Linked DNA regions of Homo sapiens: all the other regions are linked to region 1. A link is a loop called in an ENCODE intact Hi-C map of the cell type or tissue named here. Cell type or tissue: Calu3. All regions are shown on one strand. Region 1 has its middle 91 kb from the start of TBC1D5. Region 2 overlaps TBC1D5 (TBC1 domain family member 5). Region 3 has its middle 4.6 kb from the start of TBC1D5.

Region 1 (2,500 bases):
AAAATTTTATTTTATGTTGCAATAAATAAAATATACTGCAAAGCTTCAAAAAAACTTACTAGTGGCTTGGCGCAGTGGCTCACACCTGTAATCCCAGCATTTTGGGAGACTGAGGCAAGTGGATTACCTGAGGTCAGGAGTTTAAGACCAGCCTGACCAACATGGTGAAACCCCATCTCTACTAAAAATACAAACATTAGCCTGGTGTGGTGGCAGGCACCTGTAATCCCAGCTAGTCGGGAGGCCGAGGCAGGAAAATCGCTTAAACCTGGGAGGTGGAGGTTGCAGTGAGCTGAGATCACGTCATTGCACTCCAGCCTGGGCAACAAGACCGAAACTCTATCTGAAAAAAAAGAAAAAAAAAAAAGAAAAGAAAAAGAAAGAAACTTACTAGCACTAAAAACTTTATTCACAGAGCAATAAACCATCCTTCCCAATGCTAGAAGTACCTTTCATGCATCCACAAAATTCCATGCAGATAGATAGTCCATTCACCCAGATTGCTGGAATGTCCTCACTTCCATTTTGAGGGCTTCAACAACAAAGAAATCTAGTTGATTCAGTATAAGAGATATCAAAGTTCTGGCCAGAAAATATTTCTTGTCTAGTCCACCTCCAAATACACCTCAATGAATACCAGTCCCCATCTCCATCACCACCAACCTGCTCCAGCCCAGGATTACCTCTCTCCTGCTCACTGCAATTTCTCCTACCAGTTCTCTCAACTTTCACTCTTGTCCCTCAGCCTAACTCAGTTTCCAATCTGTGGACAGAAAGTGCTTGTTAAAAATGTAAATTGAGACCAGGAACTGTGGCTCACACCTGTGATCCCAGCAGTTTGAGAGGCCAAGGCGGGAGGATTGAGATCAGCCTGGGCAACGTAGTGAGATCCCATCTCTGCAAAAATAATTTTTAAATTAGCTGAGCATAGTGGTGCATGCTTGTAGCTGCTTGGGAGGCTGAGGAGGGAGGATCCCTTGAGCCTAGGAATTGGAGGCAGCAGTGAGCTATCATGGCACCACTGCATTCCAATAAACCAGTTAATCAGTTCATGTCACTCCTAAGCTGAAAACTTTCCATTGTCTCCCTGGCACCTTGAATAAAATTTAGCTCTGTATCTTGGCCTACAGAATCATAACTTCTATTCTGAGTAACGCTCCTCCTTGCAATCAAATTAGCCCAGCCCTGCAAAGTTCCTTCAAGCATTCTACAGCTGCTTCCACCCTGAGTCATGCACCAGGCACCAGGTAAATGCTGAATTCCCATATCACCACCACTTTGGTTAAGACATTTGCCCATGTTCTTGACAAGATTTTCTGTACATCTTGTTTTCAGATTTACTGTCTGGTTGTATGCCGCTCTTCGCCCTTTGGATTGAGTACCTGATTCTCTCTTTATGCAGGATCCTGACTTCCCCTCAAGCACTACCTTATTACATACCCTGCCTGGCTCAGCACAGGCCTGAATACTATACATGGAACACTGCTCAAATGGAAGGTACATTTGCCTAGTTTATACTAGCCCTATGTGAGCCCAGGGAGGTAATACACCATCTCTAGCACTAATCTGTTCTGTAAAGATTACATGCAAACTCATATTGTCTCCCCCAGCAGGTCATTAGGTCTTCTGGGGTAAGTAATTTACTTATTTAGATTGTGTTCATGGAGCGCTGAGGACTCAGCAGATGTCATACCCAACATGGGTTCAGCTCAGGACATGGTGGAACCTCATGAAGAGTTGGCTCAGAGAGAGATGTTGAAGCAGGACGAGGGAACCAAACTAGAAGGCAGGTAGGTCATTCATTAATTCAATTACTATACACACAGCATCTTCTATATTTTGAGGGCTGTGCTAAATGATGCAAAGACAGAAATGAAGAAAACAGAGCTATTTACTATTTATTTCTTTCCAAATTCTTGGCTTCACATTATCCCCTCATTGCACATAGTATGTGCACACACATATAAACACTTTTGTTTCTCTGCTCAGTATCTTTAAGTTTGTTGTAAAAAGAATACTGGATCATTGTCTCTATAGAAAACCCAGGAGACACAATGGAAAACAATGAGAACTAATAATAGAATTCAATTAAGTGGTAGATTCCTGGGAAAATGTACAAAAACCAATTAATTCCCTGCATACAAACAATAATCAAATAGAAATTATTTCCATTCATAATACCAATGAAATGTATACAATGGCTAAGAATAAACCTAATAAGAAATATGTATAAAGAAAACTCAATGAGGCACATAAAAGAAGTCTTGTGTGATTTGAATGGAACACAATATTGTGGTATCGGAAAACTCATTATTGAGGTATCAAGCGGCCCCAAAATGATTTAGAAATATTACGTAATGCCAAATAAAATTCTCTAAAATTTTTTGGAGTAAGACGAAATCATGGCCATATCAAAGGATAAGTAGAGAAGAACACCCAAAAAAGAACTGAAAAGAAAACTTGTGTTAGTTTTCTATTGCTGCGTAATAAATTACCACAA
Region 2 (2,500 bases), 140 kb after region 1:
TCGACCTTTCTCTCTGGCTGCCTTTAACATTTTTTCCTTCATTTCAACCTTAGTGAATCTGACAATTGTGTGTCTTGGGGTTGCTCTTCTTGAGGAGTATCTTTATGGTGTTCTCTGTATTTCCTGAATTTGAATGTTGGCCTGCCTTGCTAGGTTGGGGAATTTTTCCTGGATAATATCCTGAAGACTGTTTTCCAACTTGGGTCCATTCTCCCCATCACTTTCAGGTACACCAATCAAATGTAGATTTGGTCTTTTCACACAGTCACATATTTCTTGGAGGCTTTGTTTGTTTCTTTTTACTCTTTTTTCTCTAACCCTGTCTCCTTGCTTTGTTTCATTGATTTGATCTTCAATCACTGATACCCTTTCTTCTAGTTGATCAAATCGGCTGTTGACGCTTGTGCATGCGTTGCGTAGTTCTCATGCCATGGTTTTCATCTCCATGACATCATTTAAGGTCTTCTCTACACTGTTTGTTCTAGTTAGCCATTCATCTAACATTTTTTCAAGGTTTTTAGCTTCCTTGCGATGTGTTCAAACATGCTCCTTTAGCTCGGAAAAGTTTGTTATTACTGACCTTCTGAAGCCTACTTCTGTCAACTTGTCAAAGTCGTTCTCTGTACAGCTTTATTCCATTGCTGGCAAGGAGCTGCAATGTTTTGGAGGAGAAGAGGCACTCTGATTTTTGGAATTTTCAGCTTTTCTGCTCTGGTTTCTCCCCATCTTTGTGATTTTATCCACCTTTGGTCTTTGATGTTGGTGACCTGCAGATGAGGTTTTGGTGTAGATGTCCTTTTTGTTGGTGTTGATGCTATTCCTTTCTGTTTGTTAGTTTTCCTTCTAACAGTCAGGTCCCTCAGCTGCAGGTCTGTTGGAGTTTGCTGGAGGTCCACTCCAGACTCTGTTTGCCTGGGTATCACCAGCGGAGGCTGCAGAACAGCAAATATTGCAGAACCTGCCTGATCCTTCCTCTGGAAGCTTCGTCCCAGAGGGGCACCCGCTTATATGAGGTGTCTGTCGGCCCCTATTGGTAGGTGTCTCCCAGTTTGGCTACACGGGTTCAGGGACCCAATTGAGGAGGCAGTCCATCCATTCTCAGAGCTCAAACGCTGTGTTGGGAGAACCACTGCTCTCTTCAGAGCCGTCAGACAGGGACGTTTAAATCTGCAGAAGTTGTCTGCTGCCTTTTGTCCAGCTAAGGCCTGTGTACGGAGGTGGAGTCTAGCGGCTGCAGGGTGTGCTGAGCTGCAGTGGGCTCCGCCCAGTTCGAGCTTCCTGGCAGCTTTGTTTACCTACTGAAGCCTCAGCGATGGGGGACGCCCCTCCCCCAGCCAGGCTGCCGCCTCGTGGTTCAATCTCAGACTGCTGCGCTAGCAGTGAGCAAGGCTCCGTGGGTGTGGGAACCACCGAGCCAGGCACAGGAGAGAATCTCCTTGTCTGCCGGTTGTTAAGACCTTGAGCAAAGCGCAGTTTTTGGGTGGGAGTGTTACGTTTTTCCAGGTACAGTCTGTCACGGCTTCCCTTGGCTAGGAAAGGGAAATCCCTGACCCCTTGCACTTCCCGGTTGAGTCAATGCCCCACCCTGCTTCAGCTTGCCTTCCGTGGGCTGCACCCAATGTCCAACCAGTCCCAATGAGATGAACCAGGTACCTCAGTTGGAAATGCAGATATCACCCGTCTTCTGCGTCCGTCACTCTGGGAGCTGCAGACTGAAGCTGTTCCTATTTGGCCATCTTGGAAGGGATCTAGGCTTTAAGGCTGAGAAGTCCAAGGTCAAGGGTTCACATCTGATGAGAGCCTTTTTGCTGGTGAGGACTTTACACTCCCAGGGCAGTGCAGAGCCTCATATGCCAAGGGGGCTCCGCCCATGTAATGTTTGTATTTTTTGTAGAGGCAGGTTCTTGCCATGTTGCCCAGGCTGGTCTTGAACTCTTGGGTTCAAGTGATCTGCCTGCCTTGGCTTCCCAAAGTGCTGGGATTACAAGTGTGAACTACCGTGCCTGGCCTATATTCGTTTATATCCTTTTATAATTCTGATCTACTTGTGTTTTAGACCATTGGTACTCAACCTGTGATCTTCAGATCAGTGCTGGTCTGCAAACTGATTTTACTGGTCTGTGAAGAAGTAAAAACAAATTCAGAGAAAGCATTTAGAAACTTTTATATCTAATTGACATTACCTAATAAGCATATAATTTTTAAAAAAATTAATTTTCATTGCATTTTACAAAAGTTTTTCTCTCCAATGGATTGGCAATTTAAAAAACGGTCTCCTGTATCACAGGTAGATTTAGAAGTATTTTGTTTAGACCTCTTTTATTCTATTCTTTGTATCTCTTGACTGCTCTTACATAGTTTTTTTCTGTGTCTTTGAATTGCATTTTAGATGGATTTTTAAGAATTAATTCACTAATTCTTTCTCTATTCAACTCTTGCACTTTTACACTGAATTAAAAATTTTAGGCTGGGTGTGGTGACTCATACCTGTAATCCCAGC
Region 3 (2,500 bases), 87 kb after region 1:
AGTGAGCCGAGATCGTGCCATTGCACTCCAGCCTGGGCAAAAAGAGCAAAACTCCGTCTCAAAAAAAAAAAAGAAACACAGAATGGTGTGTGGGGTATCAAAATGGCCATATTACCCCACAAAACTTTTATTGTTAGCCTCACAATATTTATCACAATATTAATCATTTTTACAGTCAAAATAACTCAAACAATCTTTCTTTTTTTTTTAATTAATTTTTTTTGAGACGAGGTCTCACTGCAGCGTGGACCTGCTGGGCTCAAGTGATCCTCCCACCTCAGTCTCCCAAGTAGCTGGGACTTCAGGTGTGTGCCACCATGCCCAGCTAGTTTTTTGTGTGTGTTTTGTAGAGACAGGGTTTCGCCATGTTGCTCAGGCTGGTCTTGGACTCCTGAGCTCATGCAACCCGCCCACCTCAGCTTCCCAAAGTGCTGGGATTACAGGCGTGAGCCACTGTGCCTGACCTTTCTTATTTTCTTAACAGTGAAATGCTTTAGCTTGTTGTTATCTCTACCTAGGGTTAGCTGCATTTTAATAGATGGCTCTAGGAGATGAAACGTTCTTCAAAACCCAAAACCCAAAAGAATGAAAAGAATTTAGATGTCTTGATATTACTAATAACTGTGACCTGTAGCTATAGTCTGAGGATGAAAAAGGAAGTCCTAGAATGGGGTTGTGTTTCAGTTCAGGTCCTCTGAGAAGCAAATACCACAATGGGACTTACAAAATGAACTGAAACACAACCCCATTCTGGGACTTCCTTTTCATTTACATCAAAGCTTTTGGTGTACAAAAGCTTTATTGAGAGAACACCAATAAAGGGAAAAAAGCAGGAGCTGGACTTTGTGTGTGTGGGCAGAGGTGAAGACTTCAGACCACAATGCAGGTCTGTAACCTGGGAAAGCTAAGGGGAAAGGATAGAAGAGTTGTTAAGAAGAGTTTTAGACTGTGGCACAGTTCTAAGAAAGTTTTGGCCATGCCACTGGGGAATCCTTGAGCCAAAGCTGCCTGTTAGAGGAATCCTCCTTTGGCCTTCACTAATACCCCTGCCGCAATCAATCATCGAGTGGGAGTAGCCCAGGAGAAGTGTGGCCTCAGCATGAACTTGGTAGTGGATCCAGTGGGGCAGCTGCTGAGGCCGAAGGTCAACTATGTTCTTGCAGCAGGAGATCTGAGTCGGGCATTTCCATGGATGATGCAGAGGGTAGCACGCCAGCTCCACGCACAGCCCATGCTTACCACAACCCTTTCACTTCCCACTGGACAATCCCATACTGTAGGCTGTACATCTTATTATCATGTCAGTCTATGCCACCATAGCAATTTCAGGATCTAATGATGGCCAGTTTACCTGGGTGAGTTGAATGGAGTGGAGGAGAAAAGAGCCAGGAGAAGGGATGTGGATGGTGGCCTGATCACAGTAGTCCCAGGCTGAGTGTCCATATCGCCAGAGGCCTGGGAGAGAGCTGATCCTTGCCAAGAGACTTTAAGAACATTCGTGTTATTTTCTGCTTCATTTTCCGCCATGTCCCAAGACAGAGAATGCACATAGATGTCGAAGCAGAGAATCAACTAGCACACAAGCTGCTGCAAAACCAAGTGTCAAAATTTATTTTTAATTAATTAATTTATTTATTTATTTATTTATTTTGAGATGGAGTCTTGCTCTGTCACCCAGGCTGGAGTGCAGTGGCGCGATCTCAGCTCACTGCAAGCTCCACCTCTCGGGTTCATGCCATTCTCCTGCCTCAGCCTCCCAAGTAGCTGGGACTACTTGGTGCCTGCCCGCCACTATGCCCAGCTAATTTTTTTGTATTTTTAGTGGAGACAGGGTTTCACCGTGTTAGCCAGGGTGGTCTCGATCTCCCGACCTCATGATTCACCCGCCTCGGCCTCCCAAAGTGCCGGGATTACAGGCGTGAGCCACCGTGCCCAGCCCCACAATTATTTTTTTAATGCTGAAGTTAGTTCAAATTTAATTTTTCTGCCTTAAACTCAAATTCTATTATAACTAACAAAACTGAAAATGAATTTTTATACAAAGTTTGTATTTTAAGGAGTTATTAATCATCAGCTTGATTACTTTTGTTTCTTTTTCCTAGATTACATTGCAGGCCACTCTCTGCCTTGTCGGGGTGCTCTGTATTGACTGAGGACCATTGGGTCCCTCAGATTGTCTCTTGGGGAGTAAGAACGTGAGAAGCCTGAGAGAAGCTGGATCCTTACAGCTATTGTTGTAGCCTAAAGGATGGGGTCATTGCTGTGGCTCTTTATGATGCCACCTGGGCTTCCCAGTCTGGGAACCATCAGAATGCAGGTCATGGGAGATGACTGGGCTGTTTTCCAACATCTCCTTACTTCTTGCCTGATAATAAACCCCTAAGGTAGTCTGGATGCCTGAGTGACTTTTCTTTGCAATGTGGAAGAACTTGATTAATCCTCAGTAGTTCAGGATAGAGATGATGAGGATCTGAGGTGAGAAGTGTTGTGGGGACTGGAG

Evidence for each region. Peaks named below come from ENCODE experiments on the same cell type or tissue, not always from the same donor. Only the 100,000 strongest peaks of a DNase experiment are listed, where the experiment ranks them.
Region 2: a loop joins it to region 1, with 3 times the contacts of the local background. A loop is called at or near these places in 5 of 110 quality-filtered maps.
Region 3: it touches region 1 in a loop (3-fold over the local background); 15 of 110 quality-filtered maps call a loop at or near these places.

Annotation. Positions count from the first base shown.
Region 1 is chr3:17,832,690-17,835,189 of GRCh38, reverse strand. No RefSeq gene overlaps it. Among named protein-coding and RNA genes, the nearest start is that of TBC1D5, 91 kb to the right of the region's middle. In Calu3, no CTCF peak of the experiment used is centred here; a DNase peak (open chromatin) is centred at 1,209.
Region 2 is chr3:17,692,357-17,694,856 of GRCh38, reverse strand. All of the region lies in intron 1 of TBC1D5 (TBC1 domain family member 5), which reads left to right. Among named protein-coding and RNA genes, the nearest start is that of TBC1D5, 49 kb to the left of the region's middle. RefSeq lists enhancers at 835-1,334, 1,335-1,836. In Calu3, no CTCF peak of the experiment used is centred here; a DNase peak (open chromatin) is centred at 1,306.
Region 3 is chr3:17,745,962-17,748,461 of GRCh38, reverse strand. No RefSeq gene overlaps it. Among named protein-coding and RNA genes, the nearest start is that of TBC1D5, 4.6 kb to the right of the region's middle. RefSeq lists a silencer at 616-735 and an enhancer at 1,106-1,275. In Calu3, no CTCF peak of the experiment used is centred here; no DNase peak of the experiment used is centred here.